3 separate regions of the Homo sapiens genome follow, and regions 2 and 3 are each linked to region 1. Evidence: chromatin loops called from intact Hi-C (ENCODE). Cell type or tissue: heart right ventricle. All regions are shown on one strand.

Region 1 (5,000 bases):
CAGCATGGCCCTGCCCTGCCCCAGAGCCTCCACATAGGAATGCCAGTGTCATGAATCTTAAATTCCATCCCAGCTGCATGGGCAACATCAGCCCCACCCAGATGGAGTGGGAAGGGGCGTGGGATGAGCTTGCTGAAGGGGCGGCCATCTTTCTAGTCCCGCCTCAGTGTCATGGTAGCCAGGCAGATGTCTGTGAACACTTGTGGAAAAGTGGGATCCAAATATGAAGAGCTGCTGCCTCCCTGCCTGTGGCTGTCCTCTGCCTGGGCTATGTTCATTTCTCCTTGCGGTCTAAGGGAATCTGCTCTTCATGCCCCCATCTCCTGGGCAGGTACCCTTGGAACTCCCATAGCTATCCTGCAGTGTCTTGGATGCTCTTCTGCATCTTGTGTCTCCTTGTGATGATAAACTCCCTGTTAAACTGCCTGAGGCCTGAGATAGCTGAGGCACTTCTCCTACCTCCTCCACACATTCCTTCCATTAACACGCTGCCCTGGGTGCCTTCGTCAGATGCATTTGTGCTCTTCCAGTAGGACCCTGAGGGAATGCAGCCCCAGAGCGATTTGCCGGCAGGCGCTGTGCTTTCTTGCCTTTGCTGGTCCCCACATCTGGACACCACCTCTGCCTTTCCAACGCCCGACTCCTCTTTCCCTAGTGCTGTGAAATCTCCCCCTCCTTTGAATTCCAGACTGCTTAATTCCATTCCTTCTTGCAGCATTTATAATTATAGCAATAACTAACCTCTGTCTGGCTAGTATTCCTTACAAAGCACTTCCCCATATATGATCTTTTCTTATTCCTATGAAAAGAATTTGGCAAATAGCTGCCCTGCATTTCATATTTTCTATGAAGATTCTTTACATATATGTCACTCTTTTTTTTTTTCTGAGAAGGAGTCTTACTATTTTTCCCAGGCTGGAGTGCAATGGCCCGATCTTGGCTCACGGTAACCTCTGCCTCCCAGGTTCAAGTTATTCTCCCTGTCTCAGCCTCCTGAGTAGCTGGGACTACAGACATGTGCTACTTCACCAGGCTAATTTTTGTATTTTTAGTAGAGATGGGGTTTCACCATGTTGACCAGGCTGGTCTGTAACTCCTGACCTCAGGTGGCCTGCCTGCCTTGGCCTCCCAAAGTGCTAGGATTAAAGGCATGAGCCACTGTGCCCAGCCACATATATACCACTCTTAATTGTCACAGCAGAACCACAAGATGTGTGTTAGTGTGCCTGTTATACAGATGAAGAAACTGAAGTGTGGAGAAGCGAAATCCCTCATGAGTTTATCTAGCCAGGAGTTGAACCTAGGTCTGCCCAAAGCTTTGTTAGCTGTCAAAGCATGTGGCCTGTGGTGCTCTACTGGGCTCCATTTATAGAGGTGGAAACAGTGGCTGGGTGACTGAGAAAGAACTTGTACCAGATGGCAGATGCAGGACTGTGTCCCGATCTGAATACAGACTCCAGGCTTCTCCCTCGACATCTGCCACACAGTTGCTGATGTTCATGACTAATCTTAATCTTTTGATGTGAGCAACATGAGGGTAAGATCAGTGCCCAGGATGCTAAATTACCTATGAAAGATAAAGGAGGAGGGAGCAGGAATGGGTGGGAGATCCTCAGACCACAATGCCACCTGCTACCGGCAAAGTGGGGGCAGGCAGGCAGGAGGACTTAGGGAGGAGAGCTAGGACTACAGTGCGGCTCTGAGAGGGCCTCCTCAGGCCCAGGGGCAGGCTCCAGGCACAGGTTCCATCCAGGAGGCCTATCCTGGGCAGATGTGGCCTGGCTCTAATCCTCCCTCATGCTCACTCATGGCTGGGAGAATTCAGGGAGATGGTGGCCTTGGTGCAAATGCCACAGTGATTCTAAAGGCACACAGCTGCTGGCTGTCAGTCAATTGCACCCTTGGCCAATGCTCTCTGAAAAGAAGAGCTGAGCAGTGCACCTGCATGAGAACCACGTGGACGAAGCCAATGCTTTGGACTCAGAAAGACCTGACTTACCAGCCACGGGTTCACAGGTAAGTCAATTAGTTTTTTTGAGTTAATTTACTTACCTTTGGCTGACAGATGGATTAAATGAGGTATTGTATGTAAGATGCCTGTCATGATACAGCTGCTCAAAAATGGGCAGTTACCTTCCCTCTGGGAAGTCTGCTATAGTGGTTGGCAGGATAGATTCTGGAGAGAGATGGCTTAGGTTCAAATCCTGTTTCTGCTACTTGTTAGCTGTGTGATCTTGAACAAGTTACCTAACCCCTCTGGGACTCAGGTTTCTTCTGCAAAAACTGGAGATAATAATAGTTCTTAACCTCAGGAGGGATATTGTGAAAACTAAATGAGATAATCCATGAAGAAGTCAGAATGTAACAGCTATTACTGATGGCCTGTATCCTTAAGGATAAAGGGAAATGCATAGCAGTGGCCTGCAGAGGGCAGTATCCCCACAGCAATCTGATTTGCCTCTGGGCCAATGCTGTTTCTGGGCCTTTCAAGTTCAGAGCAGAAAGAAACAAGGTGTACAAAGCACAGCAGAGTGACTAAGTGACAAAATGTGCCAGAAGAGATGTGGAGAGCATGTAGAATAGGTAATATTTTTAAAAATATTATTTATTGGTGGGTGGCTGCAATGAAACAGAATGGAGAAAAATATCAATAATTTCAAATAAAAATCCTATGCACAATTTAAGGTGAACATGGAAACCAAAACTTCTCATAGAAAATGACACACCTGCTCTCTTTGGACATGTCTTAGGAGCCCCTGGAGTCTGGTGGCCTGGGCCCTAGTTTGTTTATACAATTTGTGTCAGAGATCAAGACACTCTTTGAAAACACCTGGAAAGCAACTTAAAGATCAACAGTTTAGAGCTGAGTGAATTGAAAGTGGAGTGCTTTGGAGTTACAGGCATCTGGTATGTAATACCAGCTCAGTCCCTATGTAGCTGGGTGATTTTTTTTTTTTTCAAGTCAGAGTCTCGCACTGTGGCCCAGGCTGGAGTGCAATGGCGCCATCTCCGCTCACTGCAACCTCCGCTTCCTGGGTTCAAGTGATTCTCCTGCCTCAGCCTCCCGAGTAGCTGGGATTACAGGCATGAGCCACCACGCCTGACTAATTTTTTGTATTTTTAATAGAGATGGGGTTTCGCTACGTTGGCCCAGGCTGGTCTCGAACTCCTGATCTTGTGATCTGCCTGCCTTGGCCCCCCAAAGTGCTGGGATTACAGGTATAGCTGGGCGACTTTAAGCCACGCGATTCATCTCTCTGTGGGATGCAGACAACCTTTTGAACAGTCAGAGCAAAGGGCCAGGCCAGGGATTATCATCAGTCTGTATTCCATGCCACATCCCCTCAAAGTCCTTTTTGATTTGCCCCTATGCTATCCTGCAGGACATTCTTCTAGTTTCTTAAGCATCTTGGATAAAGGGGGGCATTTTCTTACACCCCCAGTGTGCCTGTCACTCTTTTTGCTTCTGGTGAATAACTGCAATGTCTACTATCTAGTCTCCTAATTAGGTGTCTCTTGGGCCACCATTAACCATCGTCAAACACTGAAATCCCTACTGCTCTTTGTCATGGAGTCTGCTTCATGTACAAAAATACAGTTTATGTTGTTTTCAACCTAAATGTCTAAATCCCTGCCTCATTCTGTACATATCTTTCTGTAACTTGCCCTTTTCACTTAATCCTGTACCTTAGAGAGTTTTCCATGCCACACATAAACATTGACCTTGTTCTTTAATGCTACAATGGCAATCCACTGTAGGAATGTCTAGAATGAAAGAATTCCAGTGTCAAAGGCTATTTAGACTTTTTGAATTTTCCCCTTTAAAAAGCAGTGTGGCAAGGGTGCCTGTGTGTGCCTCGTCCATTTCTGCAAGTCTTTCACTAGGATGGATCCTAAAAATGGGGTTGCCAGGTTTCAGGGGTGAGCATGTAGAATTTTGACAGATACTAACAAGTCACCCCCAAAGTCTGTGCCTACTTATCATATAGTGTGGTATAGTATAATACAGCATAGTGTAGTACAGTGTAGCATAATATAGTGAGGCACAGTATCATATAGTGTAGCATAGCATAGTGCAGTATAGTGTAGAATAATATGCTATAGTCTGGTATAAGATAGTATAACATAGCATAGTGTAGCAGAGTGTTCTAACACACTCTTTATTATAGTCCTCAGATGACAGGTAATGTTTTATGTCAAAAATTGAGGAACTTGAGAGGCATATAGCCTCGTGGTCAGGAGCCAGATATTGCATTCAAATCTTAACTCTACCCCTCACAATTTTTGTGACTTTGGGCAAGCAACTTAGTCTTTTGTGACTCAGTTTTCTCAATGAGTTAATATATGAAAAACACTCAGAACAGGTGCTGGCAAGCAGCAAGCAGAGACCCATTGTTTTGTGCCACTGTTATCCCAGTTTCTCTAATCTGTAACACCTGGGGTGTTGGTGTTCTTAATGTGTGAGAAGTCGCAAGACACATGGGGTGCATGCAGTCAGAGAATACATTTCACTAGTAGATTTGTTGAAATAAGTAGTTGATAAATACCTAAAATGCTTTTACATGGAAACAAATGTATTTATGAAGAAGAATGCAAAATTGGTATAAATTTGAAAATATGGAACCTCAAAAATAGAATACCTGTTGAGGGCTTCTATGAACTCGATACTTCACCCCACTCCCTTTGCAGGTGCTCGCTTTGGATTATTCTGGAGTGAAAAGGTCAAATAATTAGAATAATTCATGGTGGTTTGCCTTCTGAAAAAAACTGAGGATCTTCGTGGGTCTAGATTTGCTTTCTTTGGTTTCCAGGTACTAATGTTTTTTCCTTAGCAATGAAATGCAAATTATTCTCATAGACAGCCAATATTGATGTTTCAGCAAATCAATGAACAGATGTTTTGCTTGAAATGATTTCTAATTAGTGCTCTATAAATGGCTGGAGTTTAAAATAGTCAACTAGGTAATCAGAGTTAGCCTTCATTTCCTATCTTACTGAGT
Region 2 (5,000 bases), 730 kb after region 1:
AATGCAACTCTAGCAAAACAATAAAGTTGTATTTAATAAAATTTTCATTTGAAAATTTAAATTTAAAAAATCTGAAGCAGTGTAAAATATATTTACAGTTGATTATATAAAATTATATAACATTACTTATATTTATTTTATACATATATATTTATTTTATATATATTTTATATATCCAACAGTATAGAGCTAGATCTTATTCTTCTAAGAGAAGCATAGGTCTGGCTTGTAGTGGGTGCCTTAGGAATGTTGAACAGATGTATGGATGGATGGGTGGGTAGATGGATGGATGAATGGATGGACGGATGGATGGACGGATTGATCGATGAATTTATTTGATGCCTTTACTTTCTCCCTAGTTTGCCATTCAATTTCCTATTCTGGAAATGCATAGCCCAGAAAAGAGAGTGAGAATGAACTTAAGAAAAAAAGTGAATTCACAGAAATCTTCCTTGGACTCCAATTTGCCTGTTTGCCCCATTGGGCAAAGTTCATACAAAACAAAGTTCTACTTTCCAATCCACACAGTTCAGCAACCCAGTACCTTCAACTCTGCTCAGATGTCACCCTCACCATGGGGCCTTTCCTGACCATCCTGTCTACAATTGCAGCCCACCTTCTCCACCTCCCATTCTGCTATTGGCGCTGCTTTCCTTCCCTGGATGCTTTATTCTTCACCATTGCATTTACCACCATATAATATATTATAAAATTTCTTTATTTGTTGTGTTTGTCCCCACATAGCAGGAGTTTTTATTGGTATTATTCACACATGAATCCCTAGTACCTGCTATATAGTAGGTGCTCAATCATTATGTAATGAATGAATGGGTGGATGAATGGTTTGAGTTGAGTTCTAGCAGCTCTTCCACCATTCAGCTCTGTGACCCCAGGAAGTGACTGAACCTCAATCCCTCCATACGTAAAATAGGTATAGTAATAATACTTAGTACATAGGATTGACAGGATACAATCCTACAGAGTTAATGATTACCTTGTAGAACTATGAAAATGTCTATGAAGTGTTTAACATAGTACTACATAGGCACGTGGTAAACACAGACAAAACATTAGCTGCTATTATTATTGTTTAAATAATATTATTATTAGATTTATTCTATCAGGTCTATAGCAAGCATGTAAAACAATTACCATTTCCCAAGTAATTATGTCCCAAACAAACAAACAAAAAAACTGGGTCAGGAAAAAATAGCCCTGGGACCTAGATTTCCTATATAACTGCCTACATTTATCTGTGCTGTGTTTATTTGTATTCTTTTAACTCTGGAAAACAGGTCTCTCAGACCCACCCTGCCAAGACCCAGGGTGGCTCAGTGTCAGGCCCTGCGTCCATTCTGTTTACTGTCACCAGGGACTAAGGCTCTAAAAGCAGGCACGAGAGGGAAGGCATTCCAGGCGGGTCACCAGCCCACCCGTGACGACAGACGCTCCCGGCCCACCTGCTCTGGGACGCTCACACAAGCCTTAGATGGCCTGGGGCCTGGCAGCTCGCCCAGTGGAGCCAGCCTGCCCGGCAGCCGGCTAGCTGGCAAGGGATGCATTAGCTGCCTTCCTGGCAGACAAGCCACGTGCCCTAGATTCCTCTCAAGGGCCTGCTTCTCCTGCTTCTCCCAGCCTCATCCTTTGAAACCCTTAATTTAATAGGCATATTTCCAGTCTGCCAACCCCTTCGTGATGCTCTTCATTCGCCTGTTCACTCATTCATTCAACAGATGTTAGCTGAGCATCTATGATGCTGCAGTCATTCTGCAGATAAAGAGTAATACAAGATGGTCCTCTGCCCTCGAGGAGTTTCTAATACCTCCCATCAGCATGATGCTTTACAGTTTACAAAACACTTTCCCACAAGTGGTCTTTTTTAATTCTCAAAATGATACTTTACTTGGGATTAGATATTTTTATTTCCCACGTTTTTCATGGGATATGCTAAGAGATCGAGAGACTACCCTATGGTCTCGCAACTTACAAGCTCAGGTAATTTGGCTACATAATAGCTAATATCTGAGCAACCAAAAACTTCTCCAAGAAAGGGAGAAGAAATCACATCTCACCAATAGTTGTTATATAAAAGTCACAAAAAGTCAGCTCCTTGAAAGATAAAGTCTATTTGACTGTATATCTAATGGCTCCAAAAAGAAATTGCATGTTTTACATATATAAAAGTCACAAAAAGTCAGCTCCTTAAAAGATAAAGGCTATTCGATTGTACATCTAATGGCTCCAAAAAGAAAGTGCATGTTTTGCATGGTGAGGAGACAGACTGATTTCCTCCATGACAGAACAAGGGACAACTGGGAAACTTCCAGGAATTCGGATTGAGAACCTCGCCAGATCTAGGATCTATCTGTCCCTGGCCTCTCCCATATAAATGCCCCACTCAGGACTCTTGAAACATCTGAACTCAAAACCCTGACTGCCCAAATTAACTGGATATGGACAGATGCTGGAAACACGCACACAGGTATGAACAACACCTCTTTCCCCCAGAAGCACCATTTCCAGCGTCCCTACCTTCAAACCTGAAGTTCTCCAGGGGAAACATCAGGTAGCTTTATAAGGAAAAACATCTCCCCACAGCTCCACCAAGTGGCTGGGTCTGCCCACTGAAAACTTCTCCAAGAAATGGAGAAGAAATCTAGTTCACTTCAGTGCAAGCCAAGGTACAAAATAACGACTAGGACCAAGAAAGAGAAGTTGGCCAAATGGAAATGGGGTGGAGAAATTCTGGGGAGACCCAGGAGGCATGGATGTCCTCAGGGCAGGGAGAAGGAAGGCGGTTGAAGCTCTTTAGCAAAAAGTAATTTGGCAAAAATATATAGACTCAGAGCTAGAAGTAGCCAACACTTCCCTTCTAATAGATAAGAGAACTGAAACCCAGAGACGTTCATGCTCTCATCGTGTGACAGAAGGGCAATGGTGGACCCTGTGCAAAACATGGTACTGGTGTGATCTTACTTAATCCATGTGAGTCTACGGCGGATGTATTACTACTTCCCAATTTTACAGACAAAGATAGGGCGAGAGTCAGCACGCTATGGCCCCCTGCCTGTTTTTGTGCCATACACAAGCTAAGAATGGTTTTTACACTTTTGAGTTGCTTTTGAAAATCAAATAATAATAATATTTCATGATTCATGAAAATTATATGAAATTCAGATTTCAGGGCCATAAATATAGATTTATTTGAACACAGTAACATCCATTTTTTTACGTACATCTATGGCTGCTTTTGAGCTAGAAGGGCAGAACTGAGTAGTTTCAACAGAGATCATATGGCCATCAAAGCCTAAAATATTTACTATCTGGCTCTTTACAGAAAAAAATACCAGCTCCTAGAATAGAGACTCAAAGAAGTCAAAGAACCCAAGAAGAAGTAATACGATGGAAAGAGAACAGAAGGATGGGAAGGAGTTAGAAGGCCAGGTCTGTCACTAACTGATCTGTAAGACCAGGGATAATAATAAAATGTCTTACTGGGTTTGTTGGATGGATGGATTAAAAAGTTTAAAACATGCAAATACTTTGTCAGCTGCGAAGGGCTCTACATGTTGTGTCTATTATTTATCAGACTAGAGCCAGCTTATAGTCTCAATTTCCCAACATTTCCCATCACATCACACAGTCTCTCCTGGCCTTAGTTTCCCCATCTAGAAAATGGGGATAATGATACCCTCCATACCCTCCAATGTAGAGACATCATCAAAATGAAAAAAAAAAGAGAGCATCTTTGTGAAAGCCACTTCTAAAATAATTTGTAGATACTTAGTTTCAGGGTTCCAATCTCCTTTTTAAAATGAAACTGAATGCCATGAGTTTTCAGCCTCCAAGGTAGAATTTCGTGAGCCAGAGAAAGGACAGCACAAAGAAATCCAGCCTGGCTTCAGCTTGGAGTCCCGCTTTTTCAAAAAGAGCAGCTGTCTCACTGTTCTTTCGAAAGGGCAACTGATTGGATTCTCTGTACCTTCATTATGCTGGAAAGGTCATTTAGAGAAATTAATGTGTCCTTGGGGGATTGCTATCGCTATCCAGTAGTCCCCTCCAGCCTTGCACTTCGCTCTCACCCCTGGCTTTTCACGTTACCAGCTGGCAAACTTCAGAGGTGGTACCAGCCACTCATAGCAGACAGAGAGCAGGTGATGAGTGGACTCTGGCCATAGGGACCAATCTCTGTACTGACAGAGTGAATGAGAGGCCAGGTGGGGTGGCTCACTCCTGTAATCCCAGCACTTTGAGAGGCCGAGGCTGGTGGATCACTTGAGGTCAGGAGTTTGAGACCAGCCTGGCCAATTTGGTGAAACCCCGTTTCTACCAAAAATATAAAAAATTAGCCGGATGTGGTGGCTTGTGCCTGTAATCCCAGCTACTTGGGAGGCTGAGTCATGAGAATCACTTGAACCCAGGAGGTGGAAGCTGCAGTGAGCTGAGATTTCGCCATTGCACTCCAGGCTAGCCTGGGAGACAGAGCGGGACTCCCTCTCAAAAAAATAATAAAAATAAAAATAATTTTAAAAAATAGAGTGGATGAGTAGTCCCTAGGGCAGTTCTAGAAGAGAAGCAAAGACCTACTGCTGAGGCAGGAGCCGGTGAGCAGCCCACTCGGTCCACACCTGGCCACAGCACAGATACAGCAATTTTCCAGAGAAAATTTAGATAAACACTTTTACCTAAATGTCCCAGTAGCTCTCACCAAAATACTTGGGTCATTGGCCTACCTGCTGGCTCAGACTTTAGTATCCAGTGTAGCCCCTTAGAATCCAGCTACATCCATCTAAAATAAGTCCAGCCAAAGTTGAAGGGAATAAAACACAGAGAAATTCCAATGTGAGAGAGGCTGTGTAATATTGAGAATGAAAGCTCTTGTAGTCTGATCTGGGTCAAACTCCAGCTCCCTCCATTTCTAGCTGCGTGACTTTAGGTAACTTGCTTAACTTCTCTGGGTCTCAGTTTCTGCATCTACAAGATGGGAAGAATGCCTAACA
Region 3 (5,000 bases), 930 kb after region 1:
ATATTAGAAAGGGATTTTTCTGTCGAATACATACTAAGTAAAAATTATGGATTACCTGCTGTGTAAATTATTTGCATGCCTACGTCTACTTTTTTTTTTTTTGAGATGGAGTCTTGCTCTGTCGCCCAGTCTGGAGTGCAGTGGTGTGATCTTGGCTCACTGCAACCTCTGCCTCCTGGGTTCAAGAAGAATACTTCTGCCCCAGCCTCCCTAGTAGCTGGGACTACAGGTGCGGACCACCAAGCCCAGCTATTTTTTTTGTATTCTTAGTAGAGACGGGGTTCCACCATATTGGCCAGGCTGGTCTCAAACTCCTGACCTCGTGATCCGCCCACCTTGGCCTCCCAAAGTGCTGGGATTACAGGCCTAAGCCACTGTGCCTGGCCTGCCATCTACACTTTTAACAAGTAATTTCAGTTGCACAGGTGATACAATAATTTCTCCTTGTAGAAAAATTACAGACAAAGGCCAGGCACGGTGGCTCATGCCTGTCATCCCAGCACTTTGGGAGGCCAAAGCAGGAGGATGGCTTGAGGCCAGGAGTTTGAGACTCTCCTGGGCAACAGATGGAGACCCTGTCTATATATAAAAAAAGAAAAAAAATACAGATAAGGCTTAAGTCACCTTTGTTTGCCTTCTTCAGTCCCCATTTTCCCCTGGCTGCCACGGTTTTCAGTTCGTTATTTATCTTTATAGACTCTTTTCAGTCCATTCTCACTTAAGTTCAGTCAGCATTTACAATGTGTCTGTCACATGACAGACCAAGAATATAAAGATAAAAAAGATATAAACCTCACGCTCAGAGAGTCCACTGTCCAAGAAGGGAGAGAGACACCTTCTCAACTGGCAATCATATGTCACGATAGTCTGGTAACAGATGCTAAGGAAAGTCACAGAAAGGAGGTAACTTTTGGCACGACATTGAAGGATGCCTCTGATTCTGGGCAGAGATGAGATGAAATGAGATGAGATTGAAGGGCATTCTAGTAAAAGGAAAGAATTCTAAGACATAGACATTGGAAACAAGTTCTAGGTCAGACCTAGCTGGAATGTATGATTTTTGTGAGCATTCTTTGGTGATAAGAATTTTAGTAGTATCATAGTTGTCTATATTCAATGTGGCATATTTTCCTTAGTAAACCTTCTTATTGGTGAGGTTTCTGTTCCCAAAGCCAGAGAAAGCCCTTGGAGCAGCCTGAGCTATAGCAGGTCTTTTCTGTCCAGTATTATTAATAGTTGTCCTATACTATTGCAGCCTGATTTCCATATGCATTTCTATGCTTTTGTGTAGTCGTCTCAAAGTCAAATACATTGAGGCAGTGATGCAGGAAGGGCAGGGAAGGTGGCACAATGGTGTGCTGGTTGGGATGTCCCTTCCTCAGTGTCTCCTGATTCTTGGCCATGTGTGAAGTACCCTGTAACTTATTTAGTATTAATTAATTATGTTTGAGATGGAGTCTCCCTCTGTTGCCCAGGCTGGAGTGTGGTGGCATGATCACAGCTCACTGAAGCCTCATGAGCTCAGGCAGTCCTCTCAACTCAGCCTCCTAAGTAGCTGGGACTACAGGCACACACCATCATGCCTGGCTAATTTTTAAATTTTTTTTGTAGAGATGAAGTTTCACTATATTGCCCAGGCTGGTCTCGAACTCCTAGGCTCAATCAGTCTCCCACCTCGGCCTCCCAAAGTGCTGGGATTACAGGTGTGAGCCACTACGCCTGGCACCATGTAATTTATTGTTCAACCAGGGTACTTTTGAGAGTCTCTTTTTAAAATTATGCCAGGACAACAGGTGTAAATTTTGACTGTCCTGGGGAAACCTAGATGTGTGGTCCCCCTTGCCATGTGGTAATTTGGGCCCCCAAGTTTGCCAGATCTCTAGATTTTTCAAGAGAAAGCAGAAATATGGATTTCTATGTGAAATCTCCTGATTTTAAATGGCTTCTGTTTTTAAAAAAGACACTGCATGGGCCAGACTGGCAATGCCAGTTTACAAACTCAGCTTTAGTGTATGTAATTATAATCATGAACATTTAGGATTAACTTTTGTAGAAGATTCCCCCCAAATAGGGCTCTGCCTTTTTTTTTTTATCAGTCAGCTATTGCTGCATAACAAAATACCACAAAACTCCTGAGCTTAAAAAAAATAAGCATTTATTATTACTCACCAGTCTGTGAGGCGACCGGGTGGCTCTTTTGGTCTTGCTGAACTCACTAATGTATTTGTGGTTCAGCTGTGACTCAGGATGGAAGCTTTGCTGATCCTGGCTGGACTTTCTCAGGTGTTTGAATGCTGGTTGGCTATGGGTTGGTCTAGGATGGCCTCAGATGGAACAGCTGGGTTTCCCTCTCCTTGGTCTCTCATCCTCCAGCAAGCCCAGGCCTATTCTCATGGCGGTAGTAGGTAGACGGTGGACATGAACAAGAGTGGCCTCTTGAGGCCAAGGCATGAAACTGGTACTCTGGCATTTCCACCGCATTCTGTATTGGCCAAAGTAAGTCACAGGGCCAGCCCAGATGGAAAGGATGGGAAAAACACACTCCAGCTTTGATAGGAGGAACTGCAAAGCTACCTTGGAAAGGGGATGGGTGCAGGGAGGGGTAAAGAATTGGGAACATTATTGCAGTCAACCTACTACAATTACTTGTTCTTGTTTTTAAAAATTATGTACTTTAATAATGGACAGATAAAAGTATCTTTTTTTCCCCTTCAGATAAACGAATTAAGCTTTACATGAGAAGGCTACTTTGTCTTCCAAGCCCTCAAAAATGCATGCCTCCTATGCCAGGAGGCCTAGCTGTCATTCAGCAGGAGCTAGAAGCCCTAGGCTCTCAATATGCAAACATTGTGAATCTCAACAAACAAGTGTATGGACCATTTTATGCAAATATACTTCGAAAGCTGCTCTTCAATGAGGAAGCCATGGGGAAGGTAGATGCTTCACCTCCTACTAACTAAAGAAGAACTGACATTGGACGAGAGATTGGAAATCCAGTACTTTGGTATCCAGTCCACTTCCATTGATGGCATTAGAGATCCAGCACATTCTCAGTACTGTGGTGCAGTATTAGCCCAAATCTGTGTAATGGGTAATATTAGCATTACAGAAGACACACACATCACATAGACCCTCAGAAGACGTAAACATCACATAGACCCTATTTGTGCATCATTTTCAAGTTTAAAACAAATATTTGTAATGAACAGAAAACAATTTGTAATTAATTATATTACCTATATAATACTTGTAAATGTTTTCTTAACCATTTATATTTGGCTTATGACATTTAACCCCTAAGGAGTTGTTTTTCTCACTTGTTATTATCAAACCTAATGGTTTTTAATTTTGGTACAACTCCTTAAAGGGTTGAAGGTTGTGACAATAACTGAGGGAACTGATGTTCTGAATAAATGATGTGAAGTAAACACAATTGTATTTGAAATGTACAATTACATTTTATTAATGTGTTAATAGAAACTTTCAAAGTAAGTCCTCAAATTCCACAAATGTACCAAATCACACTTTATAATACCAATGGTCAGTATTTATTTAGAATTTTAATGTATTAAGTACATTTTCATGCTATATACAAACTTCAGATAAAACCTCCCTTGTTTGTTTAGTGAAAATAGAAGCAACTCCCTTCTCAAATTATTCTAGAAGTTTGTTTCTTCTTACAATTTAGTCTGCTCTCCAAGAAAAACAATTTTTGCACAAATCTCTTAGTGAATGTCCTTGCAGTTCTCAGGCCATTGATAAGGTTTATATAAGAGTTTAATATTTTTATGTGAGGCAGGGCTCATTTGGTTTACTTGTAAGAAGAAGAAAGGGAGTCAATGATAAAATGAGATCCCATTCTCCATGAAGTTCATATCTGAAAAAGAAACAGTTAAACTTTGGATTTCTTACCCATATAACTTAACTACCAGATGTCTTTTGTGCTGATGAAAGCTTTACCGTGTTATGACCAAGATGCCCTCCTAAGGATCATTATCATTTGCCTTTTTTTTTTTTTTTTTTTTTTTTTGAGACGCAGTCTCACTCTGTCGCCCAGGCTGGAGTGCAGTGGCGTGATCTCAGCTCACTGCAACCTCTGCCTCCTGGGTTCAAGCAATTCTCCTGCCTCAGCCTCCTGAGTAGCTGGGACTACAGGCGCCCGCCACCACGCCCAGCTAATTTTTGTATTTTTAGTAGAGACAGGGTTTCATCATGTTGGCCAGGCTTGTCTTGAACTCCTGACCTCGTGATCCACCCACCACGGACTCCTCAAGTGCTGGGATTACAGGCGTGAGCCACCATGCCCGGCCTCATTTGCCATTCTTTTTTTTTTTTTTTTTCTTTGAGATGGAGTCTCACTCTATTGCCCAGGCTGGAGTGCTGTGGCACAATCTCGGCTCACTGCAACCTCTGCCTCCCGGATTCAAGTGATTCTCCTGCCTCAGCCTTCCGAGTAGCTGGGATTACAGGCATGCACCACCATGCCCAGCTAATTTTTGTATTTTTACTAGAGACAGGGTTTCACCACATTGGTGAGGCTGGTCTCAAACTCCTGACCTCGTGATCCGCCCGCCTCAGCCTCCCAAAGTGCTGGGATTACAGGCGTGAACCACTGCGCCCGGCCTCATTTGCCATTCTTGAGCGTTAAATCAAACCTTGCAAAGTTGGGCACTAGTTGCCACTGAGACTTTAGAGAAATCTGCTTATCCTGGAATTACTCTTCTTGGAGTGCTGCGGGAAGCACTGCAGTTGGGAGGTACTTGGTCTAAAAAGAGCTTCATTTGCATAAAATACATTTTTGATTGTTTTGTTTGCTAAGGACTCAATTGAGCCCTAGTAATTTGGTGAGGTCGAGTGGGTAGAAAATAAAAAGAAGCATTCCTTTCTTCCCCAACCTTCTTTTCCTCACCACAACCTTCACCATTACGGTGTTACTTCATTATTTTATGAAGTTCTAGGAAATGATTGTGTGAATAAATTGTCTCCATTGTTTATATTTG

Evidence for each region. Hi-C counts contacts between places; a loop is a spot of excess contacts. Peaks named below come from ENCODE experiments on the same cell type or tissue, not always from the same donor. Only the 100,000 strongest peaks of a DNase experiment are listed, where the experiment ranks them.
Region 2: it touches region 1 in a loop (5-fold over the local background); 102 of 110 quality-filtered maps call a loop at or near these places.
Region 3: it touches region 1 in a loop (5-fold over the local background); 10 of 110 quality-filtered maps call a loop at or near these places.

What each region holds. Positions count from the first base shown.
Region 1 is chr12:105,418,411-105,423,410 of GRCh38, forward strand. No RefSeq gene overlaps it. Among named protein-coding and RNA genes, the nearest start is that of C12orf75, 90 kb to the left of the region's middle. In heart right ventricle, a CTCF peak has its summit at 2,425 (motif pointing right); a DNase peak (open chromatin) is centred at 2,441.
Region 2 is chr12:106,146,696-106,151,695 of GRCh38, forward strand. No RefSeq gene overlaps it. Among named protein-coding and RNA genes, the nearest start is that of NUAK1, 10 kb to the left of the region's middle. RefSeq lists an enhancer at 1,504-2,003. In heart right ventricle, CTCF peaks have their summits at 2,607 (motif pointing left) and 2,810; DNase peaks (open chromatin) are centred at 1,496 and 2,600; H3K27ac peaks cover 2,447 bases.
Region 3 is chr12:106,343,571-106,348,570 of GRCh38, forward strand. It overlaps TCP11L2 (t-complex 11 like 2), which reads left to right. Exons shown (of 10, transcript NM_152772.3): 10 at 2,716-3,433. The coding sequence ends at 2,960. Among named protein-coding and RNA genes, the nearest start is that of POLR3B, 12 kb to the right of the region's middle. In heart right ventricle, CTCF peaks have their summits at 2,436 (motif pointing left) and 2,637; a DNase peak (open chromatin) is centred at 2,372; H3K27ac peaks cover 1,492 bases.